Regions from separate parts of the Homo sapiens genome. Here region 2 is linked to region 1. Evidence: chromatin loops called from intact Hi-C (ENCODE). Cell type or tissue: gastrocnemius medialis. All regions are shown on one strand. Links, peaks and the distances in the headings refer to the core of each region. The heading gives the core; the rest is flanking DNA. Region 1 has its middle 52 kb from the start of DTNBP1. Region 2 has its middle 69 kb from the start of LINC02543.

Evidence for each region. A loop is a pair of places that touch in the nucleus more often than their neighbours do. Peaks named below come from ENCODE experiments on the same cell type or tissue, not always from the same donor. Only the 100,000 strongest peaks of a DNase experiment are listed, where the experiment ranks them.
Region 2: it touches region 1 in a loop (2.9-fold over the local background); 1 of 110 quality-filtered maps calls a loop at or near these places.

Annotation. Positions count from the first base shown.
Region 1 is chr6:15,712,446-15,717,828 of GRCh38, forward strand. No RefSeq gene overlaps it. Among named protein-coding and RNA genes, the nearest start is that of DTNBP1, 52 kb to the left of the region's middle. In gastrocnemius medialis, for the core only: no CTCF peak of the experiment used is centred there; a DNase peak (open chromatin) is centred at 2,846; H3K27ac peaks cover 3,114 bases.
Region 2 is chr6:15,923,617-15,928,999 of GRCh38, forward strand. No RefSeq gene overlaps it. Among named protein-coding and RNA genes, the nearest start is that of LINC02543, 69 kb to the right of the region's middle. In gastrocnemius medialis, for the core only: no CTCF peak of the experiment used is centred there; a DNase peak (open chromatin) is centred at 2,884; H3K27ac peaks cover 2,025 bases.

The DNA.
Region 1 (5,383 bases), core at 181-5,180:
TTCCCTCCTTGGCATTTCCCTCAATAAATCTCCTGCCTGTCTAATCCAGACTTGGCATCTGCAGAGGACCTGATCTAAGGAAATTAAACAAGAGGTCTGCATTATCCTTACCATTGAGTATTTCCAGATTAGCTAACCTAAGAGTTCCAAATTGCACTGATATTGTTGCGATACCAATAAAACCCAATAAGGAGGAGGAGAGGATTGAGAAAGGAACACCTAGGCATTCTGTTGTGTTCTCAAAGCTTGCAAATTGATCATGAGTGACATCAAAAAGCTAAGACTGGGCAGATTGAAATACTTGAACAGATATTAAATAGCCAAAGTAGAATTAAAGAATAGTTACTGGAGGCTGTTTTTACACCCACACAACCTGGCAGATCACTGCTGTACAGTCTTTGTTGCAAAAAATACTACAGAAATATGGTTCTTTGAAAACATCTTCTGTGCCTGTATAAATGACATAGGATCCGGAGGCATTTCTGCAAATAATATGTTTTCCTGTGCCAGTGTATAAATAGCTGTAGAGTAATGAGAGTAAGAGAAAGTTGCCAAGACTATTGCTACACTGACAAGAGAAGCAGCAGACTTGGAACTTGCACCATTATTTGCTGCTAGTCCTAAAGTTTAATGAGACTGCACACAAATGTTGTTTTCACATGACCAGATAAGAGGGCAGATGCTGCCATCTCTGATGACATAGAAAAGGCCAGAATAGGGCCTTTCCAATGTACCTGCCCTTTGGGTGAGGTTTCCCTTCCACACAAGTGCTTTCCTTCTATAGGAAAATATTGCTTTTTAAAATGATGATCAAATTCAGGCCTCTACAGCTTTTAATGCCATAGTGTCCTGGTGATCTTCCTGGACTGAATTGTCCTCTCTTGGCCAAAGATACCTCCATTTTTCCTTTCTACCTTTCGGCAAGACTTACAAAAGGGAGAGAGGAATCTACAGAAAACAGGAAAATCTAGGATGTCCTGGCATACCCTGGAGATTTGCATCACTAAATATGCAGATTCCCTGACATTCCTACAGTGGCCCTTGCCATCAGTTTGGACTTTGACTGTGTCATTACTATTGTCTGCATGCCTCTGCAAATTCATGTGTTGACACTTAATCCTCATTGTGGTGGTATTAAGAGGCGGGACCATTTGGGAACAGAGTAAGTCATGAGGACTCTGCCTGCATGAATGGGACTAGCGACCTTATAAAAGGGGCTGGAGGGAACCAGTTTAGGCCCCTTTTTTGCCCTTCTGTTCCTTCTATCATGTGAGAACACAGCATTCAAGATGCCTTCTTGGAAGGAAACACCAGAGCCCTCACAAGACACTGAACCTCCCTGTGGCTTGAACTTGTACTTCCCAGCCTCCAGAACTATGAGGAGTGAAATTTCTGTTCTTTATATAATAAATTACCCAGTCTCAGGTATTTTGTTATAGAAGCACTAGTGGATGGAGACACCATTCCTTCATTTATACTTTAATTCGTATAATAAACATTTCTTGTCAGTTTACTGTGTGCAGGCATGATGCAGTGCACTGAGGATAGCAACGAACATGGCTGGCAAAGACCCTTGCTCTCTGGTAGCACATGCTCTTGGTGGGAAGGAAGGTGGTAAATATACAACATAATGGGAATATGAGTGATGAGAGGGAGTGACTGGGAAGAGAGTGGCTATTTTTGATAGGGTGGTCAGGGATGACCTGTCTGAGAAGCTGTCGTGGGAAGACTGTGGAGAATGGGTAAAATCAAGTGCAGACACTTAGCTGGACATGAACGTGGTCTCTCCATTGGAAAGAAGGCTGATAGGGCTGGATCACAGTGAGCGCAAGAGTGCAGTGGGAGATGAGGTCAGTGTGAAAGGCTGGGCCCAGTCAGATAGGGCTTTACAGGCCCAGCAGGGTTAGGAGTTTGGGCTTATTCTAAGTGTAAGGGGAGTTCACTGGAGTTGTTAGTTCTTTTGTTTTGTTTTTTGTTTGTTTTCAGATATAGATATTTTAAATGTGAGATGTTTCTCTCAAGGATCTGAACACTTACATTTTTTGAATCATCAATTGCCCTGATTTGTTATGGGACTTCCTTCCTTTTAGAATGTGTCTTTGTGTCCTCAAAGTCTAGCACATCACCCACCTAGGGTGTGTGAGTGCTCAATAAGCACTGATTAAATGAAATTGTTATTGAGTATGAGAAGGACAAGGCTTTGGTTAAAAAATAATCAGTGTGAAATATGAATATTTAATAGGTTAGCAGAAGATGGGACCCAAAGGGAAGAAAGCAAAGAAGTTCTTGTGTTATGACAAGTTCCTAGTGAAGAGATACGAATTGACTACTAAAGTTAATGCAGCAAATTCAGAATACTGAAATTCAAAGTGAGACCCAGGAAACAGGCAGAGTTGTAAAAGTGTTTCAGTGACCTCCAGGATGTGTGCCATATTTGTCTTCTCACTGGTTGTGATTTTGTCTCCTTATTGGGAAGGCAAAGGAACCTGAACCTCTCTCCCTGTTTTGGCTTATTAGAAGGCAAGGTGAACACTTGTCCTTCTTTATGGCCGTCCAGTATGAAACCTTTTCCTATGTTTGGATTTTCCCACCTTGTGTCAGTGAAATACAGAATGTACCTTCCACTACAGAAACAGAAGGCTCAGGTACTTGCTTACTCAGTCTCCTCTCCTTACAGGTGTGAGTCATGGATTCCACTCATGAAATGAAGTCATGAAGTCAGGGAACCATAAGAAACTCTCCAGTGTCTCAGTATCAAAGGCAGCAGAATGATCAAGCTTTGGTAGTAGCAGTGCCAGAGGGGCTGGAAGAGCCCAGTGTCCAGTTAGATTGTTGCCTATGCAACTGTCTCTGAATGAGTACTTTTCCTGGCTGCCGAGCCACACACTTGACTCATCAGCCTTCTTAGCGATTCTGTGAGCCACGTGATAGTCATTCATAAATTCATTGTCTGCTTCAATCAGACAAAGTTTTTTTCTAGTTTTTGAAATTAAGAACTCTAAATGATCCAGGAATTAGAACCAGAAATGGATTGGTTGCAGACCACAGGGCCTTAGAGAAACATGGGATGTATACGGAAATATGGGACTGTTGTTATCTGGCCTGATTGAGGTTGAAGGCAAAGACAATGCAGCTGGTGTGATTAAGGGTTCTTGTCATGATCTAGAGAACCAGTTAATCAAATTGTCACCTGTGTGCACCTAGACTGAATTGCCCATTGAAGGCCAAGCTTTGGGGAACTAAGAGATCAATTCTATTGAATAATACGAAGGACACAGGGAGTTCAATGACTGTGGGATGAGATGGCTTCTCCTAATTGTAATGGATAGCTTCAATAAAAAGAAAAACCTACACAAATTCCTAAGTTCTCAGTTCAAAGTATGTGCTAAAATCCAGAGGCTTCCTTGGGATCATTATAAGAATATCTTATCTTTTGCTGTTGAAATGTGGAGAAAGTCAAATACAAAATGCACAGTTTGATCTCCAAAATTTCTGAATTAAAAAGAGTTGAATTCACATCCTCAGCTGGTCTCTTAGGAGAAAGTTGAAGCACTGACTTGCGGGAGAGTGGGCCTGGAGAATTTGAATGGGAAGACATAGATGATTCATGTAGGCCATGGCCAGGCATGCCTCAGTGAAACCACGAGAAGACCCAGTTACCTAATTCAAAAATAGAATGCAGCAGTGTGTAATTGCGGAACATAGGAATTTTCTTATATTCCTCTAATATATCCATATTAATGAGATGGACACTTGAATACAAATGTATTCCTCCATGTCTCCAAGAGAGTAAGACAGTATAAATGGAAGATCAAAATCCTTACTTCATGAGGACTACTGAGACTACCAACTTTTGGCAAATTTTAAAATTTTGTTCTTTGCACTCCCGTTTGCTGGTTTAAAAATAAAACCAAGTTAAATAACTTAAGCCAAATCCGAATAATCATTCTTACCAGTTTTCAAACATATATACCAGCCTTTGTTATCCAACCCAGTTTACTCAGAATATCCTGAATCTTGAATCCCCACTGAGTATCTTTGCTTTTTCTCTCTATCCCTGTAAGTGGGGGACATAGGGAGTTTGTTTTCATCTGGCAGAGTAAACAATATCCTTTCACCACAATGCCTTAGGGTTATGCCCGTTTTCTGACTTTATCTCAAATTCAGTCCACAGAATGTGGAGCTGGTTCACTATAGCTAATGACATTGTACTGATAAACTTGGAAACAGGAAGCAACATGCAGACTAGGTGCCTCGGAAAATCCTGTGTGTCAGAAGGTGGCGAATAAATTTCATGAAATTATGGGGCCTGTTACCTTAGTAAAATTCCATGTGTGTGTGTGTGTGTGTGTGTAAGAGAGACAGAGACAGAGCATGCATGTGTGTGAGAGTGCCTGGAGAATGTTGGAATAGTTTCCACAAAATGAAGGAGAAGTAGCTGTCCATCGCACTTCATGCCACTGATAAAGAGAAAGATCATCTTTTATAGGTGTTTTTGAATTTTGGAAATAATACATACCACGTTTGGATCCTATGGCAGACAACTACTAACTGTTTACCAATATGGATTTCTCCTTTTTAACAGAACCCCAATTCTGTTTGGGCAGCAGTGTATCCAGTTAAAAATATTAGACTCCCTTGCAGCTAGGAATCAACAAGTATCAAAGTCTGGTTACTGTGACATGCTCTCTAGATTTCTGGAAAAGGTGCCACCTCTTCCTATCTCCCTCCCTTCTCCTATCTGGAGCTGGGGTAGCCATCCTGTGCCCATGAACCCAAAGAAATCAGCTGAGCACAGATCATAAGTGCAGGATGGTAGAGCAGAAAGATAGAAGGATCCTGACACACTGTTGCAATCTACCTCCAGACTCCTTAGTATGTGACAAAAATCAACCTCTATTTGGTTAAACTATTATGGTTGGATTTGTTGCTCCTTATACAAAGGTATTATATGGACTCATTTATCGGGTGACCAGCAAGGCTGTTAGCTTTGAGTGGGGCCCACAGCAAATCTCTCCAACTTGTCAAGGCATTGATACAAAGCGGTTTTGCCCCTTGCCCCTTATTACCAGAGGATCCAATGATGCTCAAAGTGCTTGTGGCAGAAAATATATCGTATGGACCCTTTGGAAAAGTCTGGTAGGAAAATTACAGGGAAGGTCCTTTGGGTTTTAAAGTCACATCCCACTGGACAAGTTATAATTCTTGAGAAAAAGCTTGTAACTTGATAATGAATTCTGTTTCTGGGCTCTGTTCCATTAGTCTGTCTATCTCTAAGCCAATACTATACTCTCTTGGTTTTATACATTTATAAATTCTTGCTATCTGGTGGAGCTATCCTTTCACTTTGTTCTTCAAGAGGATTTTAACTATCTTGGCCATT
Region 2 (5,383 bases), core at 301-5,300, 210 kb after region 1:
ACATCTGCTCCTTGGCAGCTGGGAGAAAGGAGGAGGCACCATAACAGGCAGGATGGGAATGGTTGCCACTGGCTTGGCAATTGAACAAAGATGGCAGCTGGGCTCTCTGTTTGTGTGACTTCACTTGTTCTGTGAACTGAAAGGTCTGGCAGGGTTTGTGTTGCCCACCAAGAGAGTACGAATCACTCCATCCTTTTGTGTTTTATACAGGCTTTCATCAGTGTATACATCACAATTAGACTAAACCAATTACTTATTGTCATGCCTGTCTTCCCTGTTAGGAAATGGCAATGACTTTCATTTTTCCATCAACCTAAAGGCCTTTAAAGGTCTTTGTGCCTGCTAGGTGAAAACTGGAGCAATAGAATGTTAAAGCTTTGAGAACCTCTGATACAACCTTCTCCTGTCATACAAGGAAACTGAGGCTCAGAAAGTTGGCTTGCTCAGCAGAGATGAGGGAATGTCTGCTGGCTTTGAAATCATATTTATCTGTGTTCAAAGCCTTCCTCTTCCGACAGCTGGATGACCTTGTTCAAGACATATCTTTCTTTTTTTTTTTTTTTTTTTTTTTTTTTTTGAGACGGAGTCTTGCTCTGTCACCCAAGCTGGAGCACAGTGGTGCCATCTCAGCTCATTCCAGCCTCCGCCTCCCAGGTTCAAGCGATTCTCCTGCCTCAGCCTCCCGAGTAGCTGGGATTATGGGCGTGCGCCACCATGCCCAGCTAATTTTTTTATTTTTAGTAGATACAGGGTTTCACCATGTTGACCAGGCTGGTCTTAAACTTCTGACCTCAGGTGATCTGCCCGCCTAGGCCTCCCAAAGTGCTAGGATTACAGGCGTGAGCCACTGCGCCCGGCCAAGATATATCTGTCAACCTCTGTTTTCTCATCTGTAGAAAGAGAATACTGCAGTGATAGCCACTTTGAAAGGTTGTTATAAGGAATAAACAAAATAATACCTGTTAAGTGACTAGCACAACTGTTGACACCTTAACGAATGGTAGTTCATTCACTTCCCACCAATCCTCTCCCATCCTGGGTCTATGACTCCCCCATGAATAGTGAAGAGTTCTGTGCTCTTCTCTCTATTTCATGTGGACTTCCTAATATTTAATTGCTTAAGCTAGTGGTGAGAGGTTTTGCTTTGCAGTCAGTATTTTCCAGATGGCACAGGGATTACCAGAAGGGCTACCTCCCAGTGGGCAATGGTAGTTTCCCATGTGCTCTGCACCTAGAATGAAATAACAGGATTTAGGCTGTCATAGAAAACTCAGAATCAAGTACTCCTTGCTGAGTGGCCTTTGAAAATTTTTGTCCATTTGGACATATGGATGGGAAGCAGTACAGGGCAGTGGTTCAGAACATGGACTTCAAGTCAGACAAATATGACCTCAAACCCCATCTCTGCTTTTCATTATGTGGAGTTGGACATGTTACTTAACCTCACTGTGCCTCAATTTATTTATCTGTAAAATGGGAATAACAATAATATCTTCCTTAGAGGTTGTTGTAAAAATTAAATGCAGTAGTATACACAAAGGACCTGGCATTTGGTGGGCACTCTCATGGTGGCTATCATTGGTATTACTATCATCTCCTCTGTTAGAAAGTGGCTCAGGAATCAGTGGCTTGTACTCTAAAACTCAGTGGGAAAAAGTCCCTTTAGGAAAGCTTATCCACTGCTGGTGGGAATGTAAATTAGTTTAGCCATTGTGGAAAGAAGTTTGGTGATTTCTCAAGGAACTTAAAACAGAACTATCATTTGACCCAGCAATCCCATTACTGAGTATACCCAAAGGAATATAAATCATCCTACCCTAAATACGCATTCTGTGTATGTTCATTGCAGTACTATTCACAACAGCAAAGACATGGAATCAACCTAAATGCCCATCAATGGTAGACTAGATAAAGAAAATGTGGTACATATACACCATGGGATACTATGTAGCCATAGAAAAGAATGAGATCATGTCCTCTGCAGTAACATAGATGCAGCTGGGGGCCATTATCCAAAGCAAGCTTACGCAGGAACAGAAAACCAAATACTGCATGTTTTCATTTATAAGTGGGAGTTAAATATTGAGTACACGTGTCACAAAGAAGGGAACAATAGACACCAGGGCTTACTTGAGGGTGGAAGGTAGGAGGAGGGTGAGGATCAAAAAACTATCTATCAGGTACTATGCTTATTACCTGGGTTGATGAACTAATCTGTATACCAAACTCCCCCAACATGCAATTTACCTATATAATCAATCTGCGCATGTACCCCTGAACTTAAAATAAAAGTTAAGGAAACACAAGTTCTTCCATAATGCTCTTAACTATTTGGATTTGTCACTGGTTCAGTGACCCTGAAATTAATATTTTTAAACATCATCTATAATTACTTTGAACTGTGCTGGGTATCATGATTAGAGAGAAATTTGAAACCATGATTTGTGTTCCACAAAATTGTAAAATCCATTTGGACAGAAGATAGAGGATGTTTTACTTGATGGAAGGCTAGACTCTGAGTCAGGAAAACTGGGCTCTACTCTCAACTCTGCCATTAACAAATTATGTGATATTTGGCAAACTGTCATTGGCTTTGCCTCAGTTTTCTCAGCTGTAATGTGAGGTGGTTTGAAAATTTTCCAGCAGGAACAATCATTTGTATATTCGTACAACAGATTAAATTGTTTTTGGGGCTAGAGATACAGAAGTGAGCAAAATAGACAAAGCCCTGCCCTCCTGGGGTTCCAGTGTTGAGACAGAGATAGAACATGCAAGAAAACATCTAGTGTGTCGAATGATGATCAAGGCCACAGAGAAAACGCAGCAGGGAAGGGGGACAGGAAGTACTGGTACAGATTGGGAAGTTGGCTGTCATTTTAAATAGCATGGCCAGAGAATGCCACACAGAGAAGGTAACATTTCATCCAGGCCTTAAAAGGAAGTAAGGAAACCAGCCATGTGGCTGCCTGGGGAAAATGTCTTCCAGGCTGGTGAAACAGTAAACATATGAGAGAGGGGCATGCCTGGCATGGGTGGAGGAACAGCAAAAAGGTGAGTGTGACTAGAGCGAGTGAAGGAGGGGAGAGGAGATGAAGTGAGAGAATGGATGGCAGGGAGGCCCAATCCTTCAGGGCCCGGAGGTCACTGGACAGATCCTGGCTTTTGCTCTATGGGAAATGGCTGCCATTGATGAGTTGAGTAGAGGAGCAACATGGTCTGATTATGATCTAAAGGATCTCTCTGACTACTGGGTAAAGAATAGTCTAAGATGGAACAAAGGCAGAGCAATACTCAAGATGAAGGCTGAGGTGGGAGGGCCACTCAAGCCCAGGAGTTCGAGGCTATAGTGCATTATGATCACATCTGTGAATAGCTGCTGCACCCAAGCCTGCACAGCATGACATGACCCATCTCTATTAAATAAAAAAATAGTCAAGATGAGAAATGATGGTAGCTTGGATCAAGATCCCAGCAGTGAAGGTGGTAAACAGTGGCAAGACTCAAGGTATATGTTGAAGGTAGAGTTGACAGGATTTGCTGTCGGACTGGGAGATAAGAATGAAAAGAAAAATGAATGAAGAACTCTTGGCTTGAGAAACTGCAAGGATGCAGTTGATGTTAAGATGGGAAACAGTGTAGATGCGGCAGGTTTTGGGGGAAGATCAGGAGTTTGATTTTGAGAAAGTTAACATTTCAGATGCCTGTTAGGCACTTCAGTGGGCAGCTGACATATGAGTCTAGAGTCCAGGCAAGAGCTAGATCTGGAAGACGTCAGCTTATAAATGGCATTTACAGCCGTGAGACTGGATGTAAGGCATGGTTGTAGAAACAGAAAAGAAGTCCAAACCCTGCTCCTGAGGTCTCCAGTGATAAGGATCGGGGAGGTGTGGAGAAACCAGCAAAGGTACCTGAGAAGTATTGGCCCAGGAAATACAAGGAAATCCAGGAGAGTGTGATGTCTCAGAAGCCAAGTGTGGAAAGTATTCCAGGAAATCTATAAACCTATGACAAAACAGTCTGAAGAAATGAAGAGATGGCCTTCAGAGATTCATGCGTAGGCATGGATTAGAGTCCATTGTTCCTGAGGTTCCTGAGAGCTTGGGGGCAGGGCTGGTATTAGGCTCAGAACAGGAGGAGGATCTAGGTGGAAGTTGTTTATGCAATTACCTTTCAGCCTTTTCTAAGCAGGTTATACACAAGACTGACAGACTGTAGTTGGGCAATTAAGTAGGACTCAGAGGGTAGGATAGAGTGTTGAAAGAAAAAAATTAACATTTTAGATCAAAATTCATCTCAACTACAAGCTATTAAATGTCTTTCCTGTGTTTCTTTCCATACACTTTTAATTATTTCTTGGTCAGAAACATCCTGTTGGTGAATGCCTAGAAGGGTCAGCCATTCCCCAAATTCTTTTGAAATGCTGAGTTCTAAGTTATGAAAGTTGTTTCTCTTAGAAGGGCATCTGAAGATGAAAGTCAACCTCTCCCCTGCTCAGCAGTGAATTACATTGGCCTCTCTTATTATTCCCTCATTTTTATGAAATGGAGACTCTTTCACAATGTTTAATGGGCTCTTCACATGTTATTTCACGGACCATTAACATAACTGGATAATAGAATTGATGGTTAAAATACCCTACTTATCCCATGTAAGGTGTGAATACGCCACGATTAACCCAGGACAGAAGAGGGCAAGAGCAAAGCCATCCGACACAAAGCAAGAGTGGTTCAGAAGCACAGGAAGTGGGTGCCCTGCCTGCCTGTTTGGGAGAAATAATAATGATCATAATGGCTATCATTTATGTTCTATACTCATCCCCTTTTCCAGTCTGTACACAAATTGTATGAGGCAATATTGTCCCCACTTTTTAAAAAAGTAAATTACTGAGGATCCCCTGGCCGAAGGGGTGTGCTATCAAAGGTGCCTGAATAACGACCTACTGCAGCCTAGCCCAAGTGGCACATCAAACTCACCATCATAGGTGCCCCCCAGAATTCATGTATTGAAGCCCCGACCCCCAGTACTTGATGTGTGGCTGTATTTGGAGGGAAGGCTTTTAAAGAGGTAATGAAGATTAAATGAGGCCATTAGGGTGGGGCCCTAATCCAGTAAGTCCAGTGTCCTTACAAGGAGAGAAAGAGACCCCAGGGATGCGCACACATAGAAGAAAGGCTGTGTGAGGACACAGCAAGAAGGTGGCTCTCTGCAAGCCAAGAAGAGAGGCCTCAGGAGAATGTGACCCTTCCGGCACTTTGATCTTGGACTTCCAGCCTCCAGAATGGTGAGAAAGAAATTTATGTTTAAGCCACCCCAACTGTGGTATTTGCTATAGCAGCCTTAGCATACTAAGATAGGGTGGTATCAGGTCTGCGGTAGACATATT